3 separate regions of the Homo sapiens genome follow, and regions 1 and 2 are each linked to region 3. A link is an interaction called in ENCODE POLR2A ChIA-PET data of the cell type or tissue named here. Cell type or tissue: GM12878. All regions are shown on one strand.

Region 1 (5,000 bases), 740 kb before region 3:
CCCCTAGAATAAGCAGCTTTATTTACATATAACTTACATGCCATGAAATTCACCTGTGTAAAGCATACAAGTCTGTGTTTTTAGTATATTTACAGAGTTGTGCAACCATCACCATAAGCTAATTTTGGAAGATTTTGATGACCCCAAAAAGAAACTTTGTCAGTCTTCATTCCTCCCTAGCCCCAGGCTAATCTACTCTCTGTCTCTATAGATTTGCCTGTTTTGGACATTTTCCATAAATGGAATCATATGTGATGTATTGTGACTAGCTGCTTCCACTTGGCATAATGTTTTCAAGGGCCGTCCATGTTGTAGCAGGTATCAGTACTTGCTTCAGTTTTGTGGCCAAGTAACATTCCACTTTATGGATATGTCATGTGGCTTTTCCAGTCATCGGTGGATGGACATTTGGGTTGTTTCTACTTTTTTTGTCACTGTGATTATTAAGAAAGCTTCTATGAACTTTTGGATTCAAGTTTTGGGTGAACATGTCTTCATTTCTCTTAAGTAGATAGATACCTACAAGTGGAATTGCTGGGTCATATGATAAATTCTATGTTTAACATTTTAAGGAACTGCAAAATGCTTTCCAAAGCAGCTGCACTATTTTATAATTCACTTCATGCATGAGGGTTCCAATTTCTCCACATCTTCACCGACATTTGTCATTGACTGTCTTTCTCATTCTAGCCATCCCAAGGGGTGTGAGGTGGTATCTCACTGTGGTTTGGATTTGCATTTCCCTAGTGACAAATGATGTTAAGCATCTTTTCATGTGCTTCTTTAGCCATTTATATGGTTTTTTTGGGGAAAATGCCTATTGAAATATTTAGCCCATATAAAAATTGGGTTGCCTTTTCATTATTCTGTTATAAGCATTCTTTATATATTTTGGATACAAGCTCCTTTTCAGGTATAATATTTGAACCTATTTTCTCCAAGTTAGTGAATTGTCTTTTTACTTTCTTCATGATTTGCTTTGGAACACAAAAGTTTTTCATTTGATTAAGTCCAATTTTGATCAATCTTCTCTTCTATCACACGCACATTTGGTGTCACTGCCTAGCCTCAAATCATGAAGATTTACTTCTATGTTTTCTTCTATGAGTTCTGTGGTTTTAGCTCTTACATGTAAGTCTATGATCTACTTTGAGTTAATGTTTGTGTGTGGTGTGAGATAATGGTCCAAATTCATTCTTTTGTATGTGAATACCCAGTTGACCCAGCATCATTTTTGAAAACACTATTCTTTCTCCCATTGAATAGTCTGGGTATCCTTGTTGAAAATCCATTGATCATAACTGTTAGGCTTTATTTTTGGGCTCTCAATTATATTCTGTTGATTTATGCCTGTCTGATGCCAGTACCACCCTATCTTAATTAGCATTGCCTTGCAATAAGTTTTGAAGTAGGGAAACATGAGTCTTCCAACTATGCTTTGTTTTCTTTCAATCCATGAGCATGGGATGGCTTTCCATTTATTTAAATCCTTAATTTCCTTCAGCAATGTTTTTTAGTTTTCATGTATGTCTTGCATTTCTTTTCCTTTCTTTTTTCTTTTTTTTTTTTTTTGAGACAGGGTTTCGCTCTTGTCGCCCAGGCTGGAGTGCAGTGGTGCGATCTCGGCTCACTGCGAGCTCCGCCTCCCGGGTTCATGCCATTTTCCTGCCTCAGCATCCCGAGTAGCTGGAACTACAGGCATCCGCCACCACACCCGGCTAATTTTTTGTATTTTTTTTTAGTAGAGATGCGGTTTCACCGTGTTAGCCAGGATGGTCTCAATCTCCTGATCTCGTGATCCACCCACCTCGGCATCCCAAAGTGCTGGGATTACAGGCGTGAGCCACCATGCCTGGCCTTCTTGCATTTCTTTTATTAAATTTTTTCTTAAATATTTTCCTTAAAATAGTGTGTTTGGTTTCTTTTTTTTTTCTTTCTTTCTTTTTTTTTTTTTTTTTTTTTGAGACGGAGTCTCACTCTGTCGCCCAGGCTGGAGTGCAGTGGCGTGATCCCCACTCACTGCAAGCCCCGCCTCCTGGGTTCACGCCATTCTCCTGCCTCAGCCTCCTGAATAGCTGGGACTACAGGCACCCACCACCATGCCCGGCTAATTTTTTTTTTATATATTTTTAGTAGAGACGGGGTTTCACTATGTTAGGTCAGGTTAGCCTGACCTCGTGATCCGCCAGCCTCGGCCTCCCAAAGTGCTGGGATTACAGGTGTGAGCCACTGCGCCCGGCCTGGTTTCTTATTTTTAACACAATTTTTTAATGTATACATGACCATTTACAAATATGATTAGAATTTCCCCCTTTTTTCAAAAATAACCTCCAAAACAAAAACAGGGCCTATGAGCCATGCCGTTATATACCTTGTTTTGTTTTTATTTTTGTTTTTTAGTTAATATGCCTTGCTGTTCTTTCCACAGCAACATACAGAGAGCTTCCTCATTACTTTTGTTGATAGCTACAGAACAATCTAGTGTATAAATGTACTGTAATTTACTCAGTCAATTCCCTGCTGATGGATGTTGGGTTACTTTTAATCTTCTGCTATTACAAATGTTGCTGCAATTGGCCAGGCGTGGTGGCTCACACCTGTAATCCCAGCACTTTGAAAGTCTGAGGTGGGCAGATAACCTGAAGTCAGGAGTTCCAGATCAGCCTGGCCAACATGGTGAAACCCCATCTCTACTAAAAATACAAAAATTAGCCAGGCATGCTGGCGAGTGCCTGTAATCCCAGCTACTCGGAAGGCTGAGGCAAGAGAATCGCTTGAACCCAGGAGGCAGAAGTTTCAGTGAGCCGAGATCGCACCACTGCACTCCAGCCTGGGAGACAGAGTGAGACTCCATCTCAAAAAAAAAAAAAAAAAGAAAAAAGAAAAAGAAAAAACAAAAAAAACCAAATGTTGTGCTCACTTCGGCAGCACATATACTAAAAAAAAAAATGTTGCTGTAATAAATTTATCATTTCACACTTCGGGATAAATTTCAAAGTTTAATCACTGGGTCAGTGGGTAAATCCATCAGTAATTTTGACAAATGTTGCCAAATTACCCTCCATGGGGGTTATTTCTATTTACTCTCCTTCCACAATGAATAAGAATGCCACTCTCCCCACAGGCTCTGCCAATAGAAGGTTTTACTAAACTTTTGGAGTTTTAACAATCTCAGCATGAATATGGTATCAGTGTAGTTTGAATTTGCCTGTCTCTTTTGAATGAGACCAAGCATCCTTATGTTGTATTTCCCTGACTGTGAACTGTCTATTCATGACCTTTGCCCATTTTTCTCATGGGTAGCTCTTTATTTTTCTGCTTATTCTTTAGATCTGAGTTGCAAAGGTTTTGTGCCTGTTTTTCATATGTCTTTGGAATTGGGTGTTTGTTGTCATAGAGAAGTTTTGGGGTTTTTGTTGTTGTCGTTTTTTGTTTTTGTTTTTTTGGTGTTTTTTTTTTTGAGATGGAGTCTCACTCTGTTGCGTAGGCTGGAGTGCAGTGGTGCAATCTCGGCTCACTGCAACTTCCCCCAACTGGGTTCGAGAGATTCTCCTGCCTCAGCCTCCTGAGTAGCTGGGATTACAGGCGCACACCACCATGCCCAGCTAATTTTTGTATTTCTAGTAAAGACAAGGTTTCCTCATATTGGTCAAACTGATCTCGAACTCCTGACCTCAGGTGATCCACCCACCTCGGGCTCCAAAGTGCTGGGATTACAAGCATGAGCCGCCGCATCCAGCCATAAAAAAGTTTTTTTGTTTGCCTGTTGTTTTGTGGATTCTATGTTATGCGTCTTTTCTTTTAGAGATTTTGGGTCATAGTTAGAAAGACCTTTCACACTTTGATGATGTAAAAAAATTATGAAATGGTTTCTTCTCTATTAAATTTACATGTTTTTATTCTTTTCACATTTAAATATTTTAGCGGGTTGCTTTTCGATCTGAGGGAAATTATTTCCTGTGCTCGTTTCTGGCCCAGTCACTTTGTGCCAAGAATCCTCTCTCCCAAGTGTTGAAAGCAACACCCAGGACTTTCACCTTTCCCCACCAGGCCACCTCTCCCTGCATCCTCCCTGGATGGAGGAGATGCAGGCAGGGAGGGAGCTGCTGCTGAAACTCAGTATGATCCCTGCCCAGCTGTCTATCAGCACAGTGCAAGAATGCGGCTTGCTTTTCCTTCCGCAAGTCTTTACTGAGTACAACTATATCCAGCTACTGATTAGCATTTATCCAGCACCTGCTGTGTGCCTGCTATCTTGGAAGGCACTGGATTCAGAGACAAATGAGACAGTACGGGGAGGCAGAATGGCTATACCCTGAAATGTCACATTACCAACAAGAAATGTCACCCAGCAGTGGGTTCTGGGAGTTCAGGTTCTGGGGGTAGTTCCCCCAGCCCAGAGCACTAATTTGATGCTACTATCATTATTAATGATTATCATTGGCTGGGCACAGGGGCTCACAGCTGTTGTCTTAGCTAATTGGGAAGCTGAGGGGAAAGAATCACTTGAACCCAGGAGTTCAAGGCTGCAGTGAGCTATGATTGCACCACTGTAATTTTGTAGAGACAGAGCAAGACCCTGTCTCTACAAAAGAAAATGTTAATTATCACTAATATTAAAATTATTTTACATTATTATAAATTATTATAAAATGATAACTATTAACCCATTATATTTCATACTATTTATATCACTACTGGTAGTTATTATACCAGTAGCAGCAGCCATGTCTTGGGCCAGTTACATGCTTGTCATGTACACACCCTTGAGAAGATCTACAAAAGAAAGTCTAGAGTGTCCATTTTACAGGTCAGGAAAACTGAGGTTGTGCACAGCCAGAGTCCTTCCCAAGATGACTCAGCCGTGCTTTCCCCACCACGGGCACTTCACTCCGGCACACTCTGGGTCACTGAACCATGGCGAATCCGTTTTCAACATGAGCTGGCAGGAGGTGAAAATTATGATGGGTAGAAGTGGCTGTCCCCATTTCACAAACAGA
Region 2 (5,000 bases), 77 kb after region 3:
CCACCTCCCGGGTTCAAGTGATTCTCCCGCCTCAGCCTCCCAAGTAGCTGGGATTATAGGCACATGCCACCATGCCTGGCTAATTTTTGCATTTTTAGTAGAGATGGGGTTTCACCATGTTAGCAGGCTGGTCTTGAACTCCTGGACTCAAGTGATCCACCTACCTAGGCCTCCCAAAGTGTTGATATTACAGGCGTGAGCCACCATGACCTGCCTTGTTTATATTTTGACGGGTTGATTTGCAAGAGAATGTGACTTCAGAAGAAAGAAAAGGGTGATGGTAGGAAGTATATTCTGTGCCAGCACCTCTGGTCATCTAGGCCAGCATCCTAGGAATTATCCAGTTCTCTCTCTTTGCCACTTCATGTATGTTGAGGTAATCAGTGAAGAGCGTTAGTCCCACCTCCTAAATATTGGTCTGGTCTTACGCTTCTTTCCTCTACCTTTATCATTAGCTTAATTTGAGCCTTCATCTCCCACATAGTTATTGAGTCTCACGCTTCAGTCCTTTCTTTCTAACCCATCTTTCATATTTTCGTCCCATTTAATGATTCTCCAAATAGAACCTTTTTATGATTTCCCACTTTATACAGAATAGCCGAAGCCTTTATTGATGTTTACATGCTTACCCGCCTGGCCCTTGCCCCATACTCTTTTCTTAGTAATATCCCACCAGAAGAGGTTTTGGATGTTCCCTTGTTAGCAATATCTTTACCCCGCTATGTTGCCCCTGCTGTCAGGTGGCCCCGTGTTTTGTCTTTTCTGCCAAGCACACTGTTACCTCAAGCCCCAGTTCAAGTATCATTTTCTCTAGGAAGACTTTCAAGACCCCTCATCTTCCTGTGGTGGGAAGGCTTATCTTATTCATTATTTTCTTAGTGTCTAGTGAGTGCTTGGCACATAGAACATACCGAACATATGTTGAAGAATTATTTACTTCTATCTGTAGACTTAGAATACAAATTGTATTACGAACATATGAGGGTCTTAAGTTAAAATTTTTGTTGCCAAAATATTGATAGATTAATCTTAGCAAGGGAAGATTTTTGCTAGGTAACACTTTGGTCTGGATTATTTTACTTTTGAAAATAGCAACTGGGTGCTGTGGCTCACACCTGTAATCCCAGAGCTTTGGGAGACTGAGATGGGGGCATTATTTGAGTCCAGGAAGTTGAGGCTGCAGTGAGCTATGATCGTGCCATTGTGTCCCAGCCTGGGCGACAGAGTGAGACCCTGTCTCAAATAAAAAAAAAAAAAAAAAAAAAAAAAGGAAATAGCATATTACAAATACATATAATTCAGCATTTTTTAACTACTGAGCACTTTGAATAATTCAAATTAGCGGTTTTCTTTGTTGTTCAGCTATTACTAAGGATTCCTTGTAACTAGAAAATTAGCTCATTAACAGCTTTTCTTCAAAGAGATCAATGTTGCTCACCATAGTAAAGAGTGGCCATTTTATGGTATTTTATTGCTTTAAGTTTCTATTAAAGATGATATGAGTTAAAGTATGTAGAATGTTTGGGGGATTTATTTCTAATAGTGAATTTTCATTCCCTCTCTCCAGTTTTTTAATATAATTGTTTGCTTTTTTAAAACTTACCTATTATTCAGGCATTGCTTTCAATACAAATGTTAAGTTTTGACTGAATTTGGTGAGGAAAGCTATGACAATACAATTTCAGAGTTTTCTATCATTGTAACTACAAATTAAGAAAAAATAAAAAATAACTGGAGCATATTTCAGCCTGTCATATAGAAGAAGGATATTTGGAAATAAGGATAAGTTCATCTATAGATTAGTCTTAGATAAATATTTCTAAATAATTATTTTGCACTTAGATAATGTAATTTTTAATTATATGATACAACAATGTCTTTATCTCTAGAAAAAAGCAGAAGAAGCTCATAAAATTTTTGAAGGTCTTGGCCCAAAAGTTGAACTGGTAAGTAAATTTTTTCATTTCCAGTGATTTTTTTTTTTAATTTTTGGTGGTAGTTTTTCTTGGGATAAGATGGAATATGATCCATTTATTTTGGGATAAGAGAGATGTAGCTGAGCAGAGATGTAGCTTGAGATGAAGTTTAAAGTAATGATGAGTGAACTTGGTTACCTTTGCAGACCTTTGCAGAAACATCACCCTGAGCTTGTTTTTGCTTGAGCAGCTATTTAATCCTTCCAGGCAGAATGAGAATTAAGAACAGAATTAGAAAGCTCTTTGAATGTTACTGTTAAAATAGTGACAATGGTTAATACTCCCTAGTATTAGGGAGTATTAATACTTTGAAATTAAAAATCTGTGCATAAATATACTTATGGGAAACAATGGATTTATAAACTGTATTATGGGAGTGACAGGAGATGGGATTAACAGTTACTCAGGGAATCTAAAAGTTAGGAGGTTTTGCCACAATGAGATACCATCTCATACCAGTTAGAATGGCAATCATTAAAAAGTCAGGAAACAACAGGTGCTGGAGAGGATGTGGAGAAATAGGAATGCTTTTACACTGTTGGTGGGAGTGTAAACTAGTTCAACCATTGTGGAAGACAGTGTGGCAATTCCTCAAGGATCTAGAACTAGAAATACCATTTGACCCAGCGATCCCATTACTGGATATATACCCAAATGATTATAAATCATGCTACTGTAAAGACACATGCACACGTATGTTTGTTGCGGCACTATTCACAATAGCAAAGACTGGGAACCAACCCAAATGTCCATCAATGATAGACTGGATTAAGAAAATGTGGCACATATACACCATGGAATACTATGCAGCCATAAAAAAGGATGAGTTCATGTCCTTTGTAGGGACATGGATGAAGCTGGAAACCATCATTCTGAGCAAACTGTCGCAAGGACAGAAAACCAAACACTGCATGTTCCCACTCATAGATGGGAATTGAACAATGAGAACACTTGGACACAGGGCGGGGAACATCACACACCGGGGCCTGTCAGGGGGTGGGGCATGGGGGAGGGATAGCATTAGGAGAAATACGTAATGTAAGTGATGAGTTAATTGGTGCAGCAAACCAACACAGCACATGTATACATATGTAACAAACCTGCACGTTGTGCACGTGTACCCTAGAACTTAAAGTATAATTTAAAAAAATAAGTAAATAAAAAAATAAAAGTTTGGAGGTTTTGGTAGGGCATGTTATTGTGTAGATCCATTAGTACTTTACCTGTGCTTACATTAAAATTATGTTTCTTTGTCTCTTCATAGACATATGTACAACATTTTATACATAAATATTTGATTTCTTTTATAGCCACTGTATAACCAGCCATCAGATACCAAGGTGTACCATGAGAACATCAAGACGTAAGTATTGATCATCTTTGGAGTTCTTCAATTAAAGACCGTATATTCTATAAAGAGATCATTTTTGTTATCTGCTGACATTATTATAATATATTGTAGGTATGTTTTAGATTTGTGTAATTTGCTGTCGTTTTATTATATGTTATCTTCCTCTGGCTTCTTGGGGGTTGGGGTAACAGCTTTGAGTTTCCGAGGCCAAAAAATGAAATAAATTATTGCATAAAACTAGCTGGTTTTATAATCTGCTAGTAAAAAAGGTGGATACTTAACATTGAAATGGCTTACCTTGAGGCTTGAATTTTTTGCCTCCTGTTTTGTCTTTTTTTCAGTGGAGTACCTGCAAGGCGCATGATGAAGTAAGATAATGAAGCTTTTTCATTTAAGACTAGTGATGACACCGTCCCCCACCAAGCCACATCTGCCATTGCAAAGTAGAAGTGCCACGGATCATTTTATCATTATTCAAAATCCTATTCTAGGGAAATCCCTTCCATGACTCTTGCTAATGACGGTATTTGTAGACCCTTCTGCCATTTAATGTCCTGGTGCCTTGGAAGCGCTCAGTCACCTTGTGGGTGACGAGGCTGCTCCAGAATGTAGTTTGCTTAGCCTTGCTCATCCTAGTACCAGGCCTTTATGGATGCAGATTTTGGAATAAGAAAATAAGTGAAAAGAAAATCTAATTTCTTGATCTGATTGAAGTAAGAGAGGAAGCTAGATAGATATCTTTTTTTTAAAAAAAAAATTATACTTTAAGAGAATTTTAGGTGCATTATTCTTAGTTTGTGACAAAAATGTGATATTTCTACTTTATATGTTTTATTAAGTATAAGCAGAACATAATTATTTACTAGTATGGTTACTAATGAGCACATTGCTATTTATTTTATATATATATATTTATTTTTTTCTTTTTAAAAATTTCTTAACTGAGAGTATGTGCAATTATTGACTACTTTGCAGAACTGGTGGCAAATATAATTTGCATGGTAGTATGCATGAAAACAATTGAATTTGAATAATTTTAACTTTTGTTAAGTAAGTGGTTCATAATAAAAGTTATGTATTTGTCAATTTTTCTGTGAGATGCTACTATGATCTTGAGAACCCTTAGAAGTAAGTTAGTCAAAACTCACATATAATATACCTTGCTTTGGAACTGCTTAGCTGTTTTAACATTTTTAAAGAGTAGAAGAGCAGATAAGATCTAGTTGGCTACTTAATGACTTTTTTTTTTTTTTCCCACAAAGCCTCAGTGTTATGTTTGTGTTGTGTCCTGTTTCTCCTGATACAGTCTGGAGAGCAGCTCTGTCCGATTTATTTCATGTCATCTACATTGCCTATTTAGTGCTCAGCACACTATCCTAGATGGACTACTGACTGGCTGACTTCATTTAAATTCCTAGGAAACATTTAAGATTGTATTTGTTGATTGTCATTTGCTTTTGAGTAACGTATACTTAAAATTATAGCAAACTGAGTATATGGTAATGCTTCCCTGTACGACACCTTTTGGAATATTTCCTCAGCTGCATGCATCTGTATGAGTCATTCAGTAGCTATTCTTTCATCACCGTCATTTGCTTTGTATGAAATAGCAAATGTACATTTTAATAATTCTTTTCATCTCTTGGCTACTTTTTCATATAGCCAGCTCCTGC
Region 3 (5,000 bases):
GCAACCTCCGCCTCTCAGGTGCAAGCGATTCTCTTGCCTCAGCCTCCTAAGTAGCTGGGTTTACAGGTGCCCACCACCACGCCTGGCTAATTTTTGTATTTTTAGTAGAGACGGGATTTCATTATGTTGGCCAGGCTGGTCTTGAACTCCTGACCTCAGGTGATCCACCCACCTCTGCCTCCCAAAGTGAAGGGATTACAGGAGTGAGCCACAGTGCTCAGCCATCTCCCCCTAATTTGTTTACCTTGTTTTTTATAAATGTAAGTTTTTGTTAATGTTTTTAATGTACACATTAGTCCATATACTTATGATATATTGTAAATAAATAAAAAAACTCAACATTTTTTACTGATAGGAAAATGTGACCAAAGAGTTTGAGACCATTATTCTAGGAAACAGAAAATAATAAAATTAATGTAATTTCTAGATGTAGAACTACATTATGTGTGTGTTTGTGTATAAGCTCATGCACAATTGTATGCTTAGTAGTCTTCCCATAACATACTTCTCAGTCATAACTAGCAATCATAATCACATTTAATACAAAGTAAAGACATTTTGTAAAGACTCAAATTTATACATCATAATTTATAAGGGTAAACATTTTATTTTACTTAAAAAATTTAAAATTAGTTTATTCTAAATAGGTAATAGATTTATATGGTTAAAAAAAAATCAAAGCTGGGCATAGTGGCTCATGTCTGTATTCCCAGCACTTTGGAAGGCTGTGGCAAGAGGATCACTTGAGGCCAGGAGTTCAAAACCAGCCTGGTCAACATAGTGAGACCCTGTTTTCACAAAAGAAAAATTTTAAAAATTAGCTGGGCATGGTGGCTCACGCCTGTAGTCCCACTGACTCGGGAGGCTGAAGTGGGAGGAACGCTTGAGCCTGGGATTTTGAGGCTATAGTGAACCATGACCACACCACTGCACTACAGCCTGGGTGACAATGTGAGACCCTGTGTCTCAAAAAAAAAAAAAAAAAAGAAAAGAAAATAAATCAGTAAGAAGCTGGGTGTGGTGGCTCATGCCTGTAATCCCAGCTCCTAGCACTTTGGAAGGCGGGCACACTGTTTAAGGCCAGGAATTCAAGACCAGGCTGGGGAATATAGCAAGACCTCTCTCTACCAAAAAAAAAAAAAAAAAAAAAAGAAAAACCAAAACCAAAAAAAAAACCATATAAAGGAAAAAAGCTCCTCTCCCACTCCAACCCGGGAAGTTTTAATTTGTTAGAACAAGAAATGGACTGGGCATGAAGGCATCATGGTCCCAACACTATCTGTCTTTTTACTAACTATATGAATTTGGAGAAATTCTTTAATTTTTGTAATTTTATTCTTTAAAAATAAAATTTTTACCTTTATACATTGTGATGTATAAATTTGAGTCTTTACAACGTGACTTTATTTTGTATTAAATGTGATTATGAGGCTGGCCACGGTGGCTCAGGCCTGTAATCCTAGCCTGTAATTACTTGGGAGGCTGAGGCAGGAGAAAAGCTTGAACCCAGGAAGTAGAAGTTGCAGTGAGCTGAGACTGTGCCACTGCACTCCAGCCTGGTAACAGAGTGAGACTCCATCTCAAAAAAAAAAAAAAGTGATTATGACTGCTAGATTGCTAGTTACGACTGAGAAGTATGTTATGGGAAGGAATAGCTGCAATGTTTTTCCTTTAACATGACCAAGTAATTCTAAAATGTATTTGGAAGACAAAATGGTACAAGTTTCTTCCCCTATAAAATGAGGGAATTTAGATGCTATGTCAAGATCTATTCGGGGTAACAGAAACCACATCAAATAGTTACAACAGCAAGAATTTAATGCAAAGATTTTGACGCATAACTGAGGGAGGATCTAAGGGACAAAAGGAACAGTGAAGTAACCCAGAGTTTAGAGATAGCAAGAAGTGACTACCAACCCTCGGTTGGCAAGGTAAAGGAAGGAGGCAGTGTTACTGGAGCCCAGAGGCCTGGGTTCCCAAAGGAAGCTGAAACTAAGAGAGCTAGATCCTCTTCTATTAGGATGTGTCCACAGAACCCAGTCTAAGAAATCATGACTTGGCCAGGCACAGTGCCTCATGCCTGTAATCCCAGCACTTTGAGAGGCCGAGGCAGGTGGATCACGAGGTCAAGAGATTGAGACCATCCTGGCCAACATAGTGAAACCCCATCTCTACTAAAAATACAATAATTAGCTGGGCATGGTGGGCACACGCCTGTAGTCCCAGCTACTCGGGAGGTTAAGGCAGGAGAATCTCTTGAACCTAGGAGGTGGAGGTTGCAGTGAGCTGAGATCGTGCCACTGCACTCCAGCCTGGTGACAGAGCGAGACTCCGTCTCAAAAAAAAAAAAAAAAAAAAAATCATGACTTTAAAATGAAACTAGAATCAGAAAATGGGCAAAGGACTTGAATAGGTATTCTCTAAAGAAGATATATAGATGGCCAATAAGCATGTGAAAAGATGCAAGATGCTCATCATCCTTAGTCATCAGGGAAATGAAAATCAAAACCACAATGTGACATCATCACTGCACACTTACTAGGATGGCTATAGTCCAAAAAATGGAAAATTACAAATGCTGACAAAGATGTGGAGAAACTGGAACCATAGTTCATTGCTGGTGGCAACGTAAAACTGTACAGTTGCTGCAGAAAACAGTTTGTCAATTCTCAAAAAATTTAAATACAGAATTACCATATGTCTCAGCAATTATACTCAAAAAAAAAAAAAAAAAAAAGGAAAACCGGTACTCAAATAAATACTTGTACACCAATGTTCATAGAAGCATTATTCATAATAGCCCCAAATTGGAAATAACCCAAGTGCCTATCATTAGATGAATGATAAACAAAATGTGGTATATATACATACATATATATATGTATGTATATATACACAATGGAATATTAATAAAGCCATAAAAAGAAATGAAGTTTTTTTTTGAGACAGGGACTTGCTCTGTCACCCAGGCCGGAATGCAGCAGACTGATCAGAGCTTACTGCAGCCTTGACCTCCTGGATTCAAGGGATTCTCCCACTTCAGCCTCCCAAGTAGCTGGGACTATAGGCACTCGCCACCCAGACTGGCTAATTTTTTTATTTTTATTTTTTGTAAAGACGAAATCTCACTATGTTGTCCAGACTGGTCTTGAACTCCTGGTCTCAAGGGATCCTTCCACTTCAGCCTCCCAAAGTGCTGGGATTACAGGTGTGAGCCACTGAGCTCAACCAGAAATGAAGTTCTGATACATGCCACAATATGGATGAACTTTGAAAACAGTATGCTAATTAGCATAAGCCAGGCATAAAATAACAATTATTGTATGATTCCACTTATTCGAGTTACCTAGAATAGACAAATTCATAGAGATAGAAAGAATGGTGGTTACCAGAGGCTTGGGAGAGGAGGGGAAAAGGAATGCTAAACAGGTATAGAGTTTCTATTTGGGATGATGAAATAGTGGTGATGGTTACATAATACTATGAAAGTGCTTACTGCCATGGAATTGAACACTTAAAAATGTTTAAAATCGCCGGGCGTGGTGGCTTACGCCTGTAATCCCATCACTTTGGGAGGCCAAGGCGGGCGGATCACGAGGTCAGGAGATCGAGACCATCCTGGCTAACACGGTGAAACCCCGTCTCTACTAAAAATACAAAAAATTAGCCGGGCGTGGTGGCGGGAGCCTGTAGTCCCAGCTACTCGGGAGGCTGAGGCAGGAGAATGGTGTAAGTAAACCCGGGAGGCGGAGCTTGCAGTGAGCGTACATCGCGCCACTGCACTCCAGCCTGGGCGACAGAGCAAGACTCCGTCTCAAAAAAATAAAATAAAATAAATAAAGAAATAAAATAAAATAAAATCGCTGGGCGCAGTGGCTCACGCCTGTAATCCTAGCACTTTGGGAGGCCGAGGAAGGTGGATCACCTCAGGTCAGGAGTTCAAGACAAGCCTGGCCAACATGGTGAAACTCCATTCTCTAATAAAAATATAAAAAAATTAGCCGGGCATGGTGGTGGTGGGTGCCTGTAATCCCAGCTATTCAGGGGGCTGAGGTAGGAGAATTGCTTGAACCTGGGAGGCGGAGGTTGCAGTGAGCCGAGATCATGCCATTGCACTCTAGTGTGGGCAACAAGAGTGAAACTCCATCTCAAAAAAAAAAAAAAAAAAGTTTAAAATGGTAAGTTCTTGTTATGTATGTCTTACCACAATTTAAATAATATTAAAAACTGGATTTTCAATGAATAAAATCTTTCAATTATGAAATTGCTGGGATTATAGGCGTTATCCCTATAAAACAGAAGTTGTCTTTAAAAGATCACTAAGAGAAAAAAATTAAAAAGGCTGGGTGCAGTGGCTCATGCCTGTAATCCCAAACTTTGGGGGGCCAAGGTGGGTGGATCACCTGAGGTCGGGAGTTCGAGACCAGCCTGACCAACATGGAGAAACCCAGTCTTTACTAAAAATACAAAATTAGCCGGGCATGGTGGCACATGCCTGTAATCACAGCTACTTGGGAGGCTGAGGCAGGAAAATCGCTTGAACCTGGGAGGCAGAGGTTGCAGTGAGCCGAGATCATGCCATTGTACTCCAGCCTGGGCAACAAGAGTGAAACTCCATCTCAAAAAAAAAAAAAAAAAAAGAAAAGAAAATTAAAAAGAAAAATGAGCTCATATCTCTGCAGATCAAGAAACATTGTCACATGCTATATTATCAGCCAATATAGCCATACTTGCGAGTAGTGTCATTTCTCATTATTCCCAAAAGGATTGCATTCATATCGACTCTTACTAATGAAATTGCTACCTTTCACTGGGTGAGGTGGCTCACGCCTGTAATCCCAGCACTTTGGGAGGCCAAGGCAGGCGGATTACTTGAGGTCAGGAGTTTGAGACTAGCCTGGCCAACATGGTGAAACCCTGGCTCTACAAAAATACCAAAATTAGCTGGTCATGATGGTGGCACGCGCCTGTAATCCCAGCTACTTGGGAAGCTGAGGCAG

What was found. Peaks named below come from ENCODE experiments on the same cell type or tissue, not always from the same donor. Only the 100,000 strongest peaks of a DNase experiment are listed, where the experiment ranks them.
Region 1: POLR2A ChIA-PET joins it to region 3 with 5 read pairs; 1 of 35 experiments calls an interaction of 5 or more read pairs at or near these places.
Region 2: POLR2A ChIA-PET joins it to region 3 with 5 read pairs; 4 of 35 experiments call an interaction of 5 or more read pairs at or near these places.

What each region holds. Positions count from the first base shown.
Region 1 is chr17:16,964,714-16,969,713 of GRCh38, reverse strand. The region is part of intron 1 of TNFRSF13B (TNF receptor superfamily member 13B); the gene reads left to right. Among named protein-coding and RNA genes, the nearest start is that of TNFRSF13B, 4.9 kb to the left of the region's middle. RefSeq lists an enhancer at 4,882-5,000. In GM12878, no CTCF peak of the experiment used is centred here; a DNase peak (open chromatin) is centred at 4,893; H3K4me3 peaks cover 4,636 bases; H3K27ac peaks cover 5,000 bases.
Region 2 is chr17:16,150,285-16,155,284 of GRCh38, reverse strand. It overlaps NCOR1 (nuclear receptor corepressor 1), which reads left to right. Exons shown (of 46, transcript NM_006311.4): 7 at 1,890-1,946; 8 at 3,287-3,339. SNORD163 (small nucleolar RNA, C/D box 163) reads left to right here and starts at 2,089; the gene lies at 2,089-2,152. In GM12878, no CTCF peak of the experiment used is centred here; no DNase peak of the experiment used is centred here.
Region 3 is chr17:16,227,219-16,232,218 of GRCh38, reverse strand. The region is part of intron 1 of PIGL (phosphatidylinositol glycan anchor biosynthesis class L); the gene reads right to left. Among named protein-coding and RNA genes, the nearest start is that of PIGL, 13 kb to the right of the region's middle. In GM12878, no CTCF peak of the experiment used is centred here; a DNase peak (open chromatin) is centred at 2,518; H3K27ac peaks cover 585 bases.